Regions from separate parts of the Homo sapiens genome. Here region 2 is linked to region 1. Evidence: read pairs that join two places in POLR2A ChIA-PET (ENCODE). Cell type or tissue: A673. All regions are shown on one strand. Each heading gives the region's core, and the rest is flanking DNA. Links, peaks and the distances in the headings are about the cores only. Region 1 has its middle 17 kb from the start of KCNN1. Region 2 holds the start of LOC105372300 (a long non-coding RNA gene).

What was found. Peaks named below come from ENCODE experiments on the same cell type or tissue, not always from the same donor. Only the 100,000 strongest peaks of a DNase experiment are listed, where the experiment ranks them.
Region 2: POLR2A ChIA-PET joins it to region 1 with 7 read pairs; 4 of 35 experiments call an interaction of 5 or more read pairs at or near these places.

The regions. Positions count from the first base shown.
Region 1 is chr19:17,947,936-17,952,311 of GRCh38, reverse strand. It overlaps a transcript of KCNN1 not described here. Among named protein-coding and RNA genes, the nearest start is that of KCNN1, 17 kb to the left of the region's middle. RefSeq lists silencers at 56-105, 3,837-4,376 and enhancers at 1-486, 487-1,105. In A673, for the core only: no CTCF peak of the experiment used is centred there; DNase peaks (open chromatin) are centred at 1,381 and 1,931; H3K4me3 peaks cover 2,514 bases; H3K27ac peaks cover 3,831 bases.
Region 2 is chr19:18,313,109-18,317,484 of GRCh38, reverse strand. LSM4 (LSM4 homolog, U6 small nuclear RNA and mRNA degradation associated) reads left to right here. Exons shown (of 5, transcript NM_012321.5): 2 at 1,420-1,461. LOC105372300 (a long non-coding RNA gene) reads right to left here and starts at 1,816. Exons shown (of 2, transcript XR_007067157.1): 1 at 1,651-1,816. RefSeq lists an enhancer at 2,443-2,943. In A673, for the core only: no CTCF peak of the experiment used is centred there; no DNase peak of the experiment used is centred there; H3K27ac peaks cover 235 bases.

The sequences.
Region 1 (4,376 bases), core at 76-4,075:
GTCCCTGCGCCCTGCCCGAGCGCGAAGACAAGTGCACGGCCGGGCAAGGGCGTGTGAGCCGGGAGGGTGTGCGCGCGCCGCCGCAGAGCCGACCCCCTCCCCGCCGACCTGGGCCCCGCCCCGCCGCCCGGGGAGGGGGCGCGGACCCCGCAGGCCGAGGGAGGCAGTCCGTCGCGGCCACAGCCGGGGCCCTCCCCCCCGCAAGGCGTCTCCTCTAAAGCAGGGATGGAATCCCCCTCCAGGTCTCTCGCCAAAGCCCACTCTCCCCCCTCCACCCAGGGGCGTGACAGCAAATCTTAGAAGACGGTCAAAGAGATGGGAGGACCCTCTGCCGCCTCTGGCCCAAGGTGCTCATCTTACAGACGGGGAAACTGAGGCCCGGAGAGCGGAAGCCCCTGGCCAGGGCCCAGTGTCCCAGCAGCACGGAACAGGGCTGCTCCCCTCACTCTGGGGGGCCGCTCTCTCAGCTCCGGGAAAGAAGAGAGTCAGGGAGAGAGGAAGGCAGACAATTAAAGCCTCCCCACCACGCCACTGGGGAGGATCGGGGGACCCAGAGGCTTCGGGCAGCTGGCGACGTTGACCGGGCTGGAAGGTCCCAGCTAGGAAGGGGGAGCCTGGGTGGCCAGAACCAAACCACAGAAAACTTCTCTATTTCATTGTTGGGCTGGTGACACCCTCCCCCCAACCTGCGCGATTAGGAACCTCTTGAGCCTGACTGGCCCGGGCTTGGGTGGCAGAGTTGTGAAGGTCACTCTGCCACCTTAGAACAATGTGGCTCGCGGGGTCTGGCTCGGTAGGGGATGGGAGGGAGAAGTCCAGGGGCAAGCCCTTTCCGTGACCTCGGCCCTGCCAAGCCCCTTTCTGAGCCTCAGTTTCCCTTCAGCGAACGGACAAGTGCCCACCTCCGGGGTCCCTCCAGCTCTCCGAGTCCGTAGGGCCGCCGGATATGTCTTGCTGTTCTCCTTCAGCTGCCCCCTCCAACAGAAAGCGTGGCTCCAGCTCAGACCACCGTGTTCCTCCTCGAAGTCCCCTGCTCCGCCCCGTCTCTGAACCCCCACCCACCTTCAGCCTTGGTGGGGACCTTCAGCCACCTTCAGGCAGGGGACAGGGAGGGGGGTTCCTCTTGGAAGCAGGGAGGCTTCTACAAACCTCCATTCTGGTTTTTGTTTTTTGTTTTTTTTCCTCTCTTTTCTTCCATTCATTCTAAAAATAGCCCTCCCCCCTCCCCAGCCCCCCGGCGGGGAGCCTCTCTGGAAAGGTAACGAGCTTCCCGGGCGGGGTCTGGAGGCCGGGATTCCGTGGCGCGGGCGGGGCTCGGGGACGCCGATACTGAGAGGAGGGGAAACTGGGAGCGCACCCCCCACCCCCATTGTGTGTGAGATGCGCTCAGAGGGAGCCGCCGGTGTGACCGTGACCGTGTGGAGGGAAAAAGAACAAAGGGGAGGAGGCCTTCGGGTCTGCACTGTGGAGGCAGAGAGCCGGTGGGTTCGCAGGAGCCGAGGACAAGGGGTGCCACCCAACACCCTCCCCGGGGGGGACTTCCCGCCCCTGTTGGGGAAGGCTGCGACCCATGCTTTAGTCAGACACAGTGAAGGAGAGTCAGGCTGCAGAAGTGACAAGGACACCCATGATCAGGGGATTCCCCCACGCCCCGTGGACCCCACAATCGCCCAGTGGAGCCCGAAAATCCTCCCCACTCCCGCGGCTCCTCCTGTCCCCGCCACAGTCCTTCTCCCTGACGCAGCCACAGACTTCAGTCCTCACCCGTGTGACAGGTCACGTCCCTGTCCCGCATGACCGCCCTCCCCCCACCTCCCTTCTCTTCTTGAACCAAGAGGAGCACCCTGACTCCTCACAGGCCGACGCGGTCTGCCCCCCACAACGCCCACCCTTTGTTCCAATCCCTCCGCGGTCTCCCTGGACCGCCCACCACATTCTGGACACGCCCAGCTTCTCCCCCTAACCGGTTCAGCCTCAGAGCCTTTGCATCTGCGGTTTCTTGGGCCGGGATCGCCCTTCCCTGGCTCTCCTCACCCCCTGTTCCCACAGGGCTCTTCAGGGCTCCATCCAAGGTCGCCTCTTCCCTAGAGTCGCCCCTTCTCTGGGCACGTCGCCCTGGTTTACTGTTCTCACTGCCCTCAAGCCCTGGTGTGAACTTGCTTGCTCTTTCATCTTCTCCTCTCTCCGCCCCTGGGAATGAGGGGCCAGGTGCAACTTGGTCCTAGCTGATGGGAGGAGAGGGCCGCTCCCGACCCAGCACCACCCCAGGAGCTACCTAGCTCCAAATAAAGGGACAGCACCACCCTTTGCCCAGCTAGCCGCCCTAGAAATGCCTCCAAGACACGGCACAGCAGATCCACAGCCGTCTTCTGCAGGGGGGTCACCTAGGCCAGCGAAACTAAAAACACAGGAGCCGACGTGTCCCCAACCCGGGACCGCTTAGCCCGTTTCCGGAATAATATGCCCCTGGGGAAAATGATCCGCAGGGACCGAGCTCCTGGCCGGTTGAGCAGAAGCCAGGCCGGAGGCGCAAATGTTCCACCGTTCCGATGGCGAATAAGTAAAAGAAGCGAACGTGGCAAGTTGGGGAAGTGTTGGGGGAGACGCTGGGGGCAGCCCAGGGCCAGGGACCCCTGGGGGGCTGACCTTTCCCCCCTTTGATTGTGTTTTGATAACAAAACAAAGTGTTTTGTTATCTTACACTTTTTGAAACCAAAGGGAAGGATAAAAGGGAAATTGCTTTGTTGGAGGGGACAAAGGCCCAGAGAGGGTATATGTCCCCATGGGATGAGGACGCAGTTGTCCGTGTCGAGAAATGCAACACTCCCTCACCTGCACTTGCCTCCCTAAAATCACCCTCAAATGTTTTTTTTCATGAGCACCTACTACGTGCCTGTGTGCTTTTGTGCCCAGAGAGTGAGGGAGGCTGCCCGAAAGCAGAGCCCTGGAGGTTCCTGGAGAAGGAGAAGGTGCGGGTGTCTGGGACCCGCGGGGCGATGTGGCCTTGGCAGGGCCAGGCCCATAGCGGAGGGTTTGGAGGTCGTGGGGGGTGAGGAGCGCTGAGAAAATCCCCGAGGGTGCGTGCTGCACCTTTGCGCTTTCCCCTGCCTAGCCCGGACTCGACTTCAGGCTGTTGTTCAAGGCCAGGAGGACGGCAGATGGCTGGGGGAGGGGATGACGGGGCCCGGGGGTACACCCCACATGCCGGGCTGTGGGGCGCTAGGCAGGCGGGAGACAAAGGCGTCTTCCGCGAGGGTCCGCACAGCTTTCGAAAAGGATAGGGACAGATGGTGTGTAAATTGGGGGGTGGGGGGGAACGACAATAGCCCAGATTAGGGCTGCGGGATAAAGTAGAGGACACGGAATGGGACATACTTATAATAAAAAATTGCTCGTTTATCTGAAAGTCAAGTTTAAGTGGGCGCCCTGTTTTTTTATTTTTTTTTTCTAAATCTGGAAACCTTAAGCTCGGACTCGAAGATCCTGACTTTCTGGCACAGCAACCCCCACCCTCGCAGACCAATCTGCTGGGCGGGAGACTGCAGGTGCCTAAGGTGTCCCCCAGCTCCCCCTCCCATCGCCCCCACTGGCCCAGTGTACCCCTCTCCTTGTCCATATCCCTTCTCTACTCCCTAAGCTCCCCCTCCCATCCCCCTCCGCCTTTGTCGTCCCCCTCCCTCTACGCTCTCCCCCGTCACCCCCTCCCTGGCGCGCATCCCCAGGCTCGCCTCTCCCTGCACCCCTCCCTACAGTCCCTACCCATTGCGTTTTCCCCCACCGCCCCCTCCTCGGCACCCACCCCTCCTCCCCTTCTTTCCTCCCGCGCCGTCTCTTCCCCCACGGTCTCTTCCTCCCCAGCACCCGCTCCCCCGCGCCCATCCTCTACTCCCCCGCCGTCCCCCCGGTGCTCGAGGGGGAACCCCGGCTGCAGGCGCGGAGCCCCGCGCAGGCGCAGAGCCACCCGGCTTCCCCGAGGCCGCCGCCGCCCGCGCACTGCGGCCCGCGCGCCCGGTTGCTAAGGCAACGGCGGGGGCCGGAGTGGGAACCTCGGGAAGACCCCGCTCTCGCTCCCTCCCCCGCCACCTCCTCGGCAAACCCCACTCCGGTTTGAACCGGTTTCCCCGCCCCGCCCCCATGCGCACTGCGGCGGGTGAGGATTCCCCGGCCCTCAGGGTGGGTGGGTTGGGGGCGGGGGGCGGGGGGTGTCGGGTGGGGCCGACGCATGCGCGCTGGGCGCGGCATCCCCTCTTCTGCTGGCGCGCGACGGGAAAGCCCCGGCGCAAATGGCGAGCACCCCCGCGCAGGCGCAGTGAGCGACCGGCGGCCCCGCGGCCCCGCCCGGTCGTCCTGGCAACGCACGCGGGGCCGGCTGGGCG
Region 2 (4,376 bases), core at 122-4,121, 370 kb before region 1:
GGTGGGCGCCTGTAGTCCCAGCTACTCGGGAGGCTGAGGCAGGAGAATGGCATGAACCCGGGAGGCGGAGCTTGTAGTAAGCCGAGATTGCACCACTACACTCCAGCCTGGGCGACAGAGCGAGACTCCGTCTCAAAAAAAAAAAAAAAGAAAACCCAGTTCAGGCGGGGGGTGATGGCTCAATGCTGTTACCCCAGCCCTTTGGGAGGACCAGGCAAGCAGATCATTTGAGGTCAGGAGTTCAAGACCAGCCTGGCCAACATGGAGAAACCCCATCTCTACTAAAAGTACAAAAATTAGCTGGGCATGGTGGTGCACCCCTAATAATCCCAGCTATTTGGGAGGCTGAGGCGGGAGGATCACTTGAACCCGGGAGGTGGAAGTTGCAGTGAGCCAAGATCACACCACTGCACTCCAGCCTGGGTGACAGGCTTGCTTCCCAGGCTCAAGCAATCCTCCTGCCTCAGCACCCAAGTAGCTGGGACTACAGATGCGCACCACCGTGCCCAGCAAAGTTTTGTATTTTTAGAGCAAGGCTTCATCTAAAAAAATAAAAATAAAACCAGCTCAGATGTGGCCTTCTCTGATGGGATTGACCCCTGCATTGGGGCCTGGCAGTGTCAGTCTTGGGCCAGTTGGGGCTGCCCTGCAAGGCATGGTCTTGTGCTTGCTTCAGACAGACAGGACCAGGCCAGCTCTGTCTCCTCCTAGCGCCATAGTACTGGGCAAGTTCCTCGGGTTTCCAAGCTGTAGTGTCCTCAACTCCATACTCAGAGTAACCTCATCAACATGGATGCATCTCAGAGATACCAGTTTGAGCTTAAAATACAAGCATTAGGGCAGGCACGGTGGCTCATGCCTGTAATCCCAGCACTTTGGGAAGCCGAGGCGGGTGGATCACCTGAGGTCTGGAGTTTGCGACTAGCCTGGCCAACATGGTGAAACCCCGCCTTTATTAAAAATACAAAAATTTGCTGGGTGTGGTGACGCATGCCTGTTGTCCCCAGCTGCTTGGGAGGCTGAGGCAAGCTGCTTGTGAGGCTTGAACACGGGAGGTGGAGGTTGCAGTGAGCCATGATCATGCCACTGCACTCCAGCCTGGGTGACAGAGCGAGACTCCGTCTCAAAAAAAAAAAAAAAAAAAAAATTGACCAGAGTGTTCAGCACCAAGAGCAGGTGGTGGCCACCTACGGGAGTAGGGAGGGTGTGTGAGGCTTTTCTTCCTAATCTGAGAGGCAGGTGTGTGTTCCAGGGCTGGGCAGAGTGAGGAAATGGCATTTCCAGTGGGGGGTGATTGACACGCACTCCTGTGCCCCCTCAACCGCACCGCACCATCTATGAGTCATGGGTGGGACTCAAGACCAGAGCTCCCAGGCGCTGGTCAAACAGACAAATCATGTGGCTTTATTTGCCTTTCAGCTTCCCTTGTCACTGCTGAAGACGGCTCAGAATCACCCCATGGTGAGTACTCAGTGGTCTGGGAAAGCCTGTTTGAGAGGGGGCCAGCCTCAGCACAGGGGCGGTGGCTGAGCAGACGGCTTCCTGGCCTGCCTGTCCACCAGCATGGCAGTTTGCTCTCTTCTCCCTCCCCAGGAGTGTCCACACTCCTGTCATTTCTGCTGCTTGTAAGAGTAATACATACATACTTACTAAAAATTTAATGGGCCAGTTGCAGTGGCTCGCGCCTGTAATCCCAGCACTTTGGGAGGCCAAGACAGGAGGATCGCTTGAGCTCAGGAGTTCGAGATCAGCCTGGGCAAGAAGAAAAACTTAAAATTAGCCAGATGAGGTGGTGTGTGCCTATAGTCACAGCTACTCAGGAGACTGAGGCAAGAGGATCGACTGATCCCAGGAGTTTGAGGCTGCAGTGAGCTATGATCATACCACTGCGCTCCAGTCTGAGCGACAGAGTGAAACCTTGTCTCTAGAAAAAGAAAATTAATGAGGTGGAAGGATCACTTGAGCCCAGGAGTTCAAATCCAACCTGGGCAATATAGCAAGACCCTGTCACTTAAAAAAATAAAAAGAACTTCAGGTTGGGCATGGTGGCTCAGGCCTATAATTCCAGCACTTTGGGAGGCTGAGGCTAGAGGATGGCTTCAGCCCAGGAGTTCAGAGACCAGTCTAGGCAACATGGAGAAACCACGTCTCTCCATAAAATATAAAAATTAGCTGGGTGTAGTGGCGTGCACCTGTAGTTCCAGTTAGTTGGGAGCCTAAGGCAGGAGGATCACCTGAGCCTGAGGCGTTTGAGGTTGCAGGTCGCTGGGTGACAGTGAAACCCTGTCTCCAAAAAATGATAATATTGGCCGGGCGTGGTGGCTCTATGCCTGTAATCCCAGCACTTTGGGAGGCCGAGGCGGGCAGATCAGGAGATCGAGACCATCCTGGCTAACACGGTGAAACCCCGTCTCTACTAAAAATACAAAAAAATTAGCCGGGCGTGATGGCGGGCACCTGCAGTCCCAGCTACTTGGAAGGCAGAGGCAGGAGAATGGCGTGAACCCGGGAGGCGGAGCTTGCAGTGAGCTGAGATCGCGCCACTGCACTCCAGCCTGGGTGACAGAGCGAGACTCCATCTCAAAAAAAAAAGGATAATATTACATACTAACACTTCAGTTAAAGTGCACAATTTAGTGGCATTTGGTGCAGTCACAGGTTGTGTAACCACCACCTTTATCTAGGCCGGAACATTTCCGTCTCCACAAAAGGAAAGCCCATTTCCATCAGCAGTCACTTCCCAGCCCCAGTCCCTGATGAGCATGAGGCAGCTGCCGTCTCTGTGGGGTTGCCTATTCCGGATATTTCCCATGCATGCGAACGGAGACCATGAGGCCTTTCGAGCCTGGTGGTTGTCACTCAGCAACGTGTTTTTGAGGTTCATCCACCCTGTGGCCTGTGTCAGTGCCTCATTCCTTATAGCCAGACGATACTCCGTGGAGCGGATACTTACCACTTTTTTTTTTTTGAGAGGGAGTCTAGCTCTGTCGCCCAGCCTGGAGTGATCTGGGCTCACTGCAAGCTCCGCCTCCTGGTTTCACGCCATTTTCCTGCCTCAGCCTCCTGAGGAGCTGGGACTACAGGTACACGCCACCACGCCTGGCTAATTTTTTTTGTATTTTTTTTTTAGTAGAGACGGGGTTTCACTGTGTTAGCCAGGATGGTCTCGATCTCATGACCTCGTGATCCGCCCGCCTCGGCCTCCCAAAGTGCTGGGATTACAGGCTCACGCCCGGCCTACATTTTGTTTATGTGTTTGTCTGCTGATAGGCATCTGGGCTCTTTCCCCTTTTTGGCTATTGCGAACAGTGTCACTGTGAACATTCACGCACACATTTTTGTATGGTTGCCTGTGTTCATTTCTCTTGGGCAGATGCCTAAGTTGAGTCATTTAAAAATCTCAGCCCTGGTGGGAGGCCAAGGCGGGTGGATCACCTGAGGTCAGGAGTTCAAGACCAGCCTGGCCAACATGGTGAAATCCCCGTCTCTACTAAAAAATTAGCTGGGCGTGATGGCAGGCGCCTGTAATCCCAGCTACTTGGGAGGTTGAGGCAGGAGAATCACTTGAACCCGGGAGGCAGAAGTTGCAGTGAGCTGAGATCACACCATTGCACTCCAGTCTGAGCAACAACAGAGAAACTTCCATCTCAAAAGAAAATCTCAGGCTTGGACTGAGTGTGGTGGCTAATGCCTATAATCCCAGCACCCCGGGAGGCCAAGACAGGAGGATCACTTGAGCCCAGGAGTTTGGGACCAGTCTGGGCAACAGTGAGACCCCACTTCTACAAAAGGAAAAGAAATTAACCACATGTGGTAGTGTGCGCTTATAGTCTCAGCTACTAGGGAAACTGAGGTGGGAGGATGGCTTGAGCCCAGGAGGTTGAGGCTGTAGTGAGCCATGATCACGATACTGCACTCCAGCCTGGGCAACAGAGCAAGACCCTGTCTCATAAAAGACACCAAAAAATATCAGTCTTTTCCTAACAGCAGCATATCCTCAGAATGATCTGCTACTTATCTTTGTTCTCAAAACATACCAAAATAGATGAGTAATTATTGCAGTAAAAAACAGCATTTGTGGAACACTGAAGCCCAAATATCTGGTGTTGTGGGGGTGCCTGCCAGGACCAGCCCAGCTGTGCCCACCTGGCCCCCAGCCACCCTGGATCAGTGGCCACCATCACCATTGTCTCACTTATTCCTTTAAACATTTCTGTGTTTCTTAGTTTTTTGTTTTTTTAAGACCAAGTGGCACTCTGTTGCTCAGGCTGGAGTGCAGTGGTGCGATCTCAGCTCACTGCAACCTCCCCCTATCTCAACTCACTGCAACCTCCGCCTCCTGGGTTCAAACAGTTCTCCTGCCTCAGGCTCCCGAG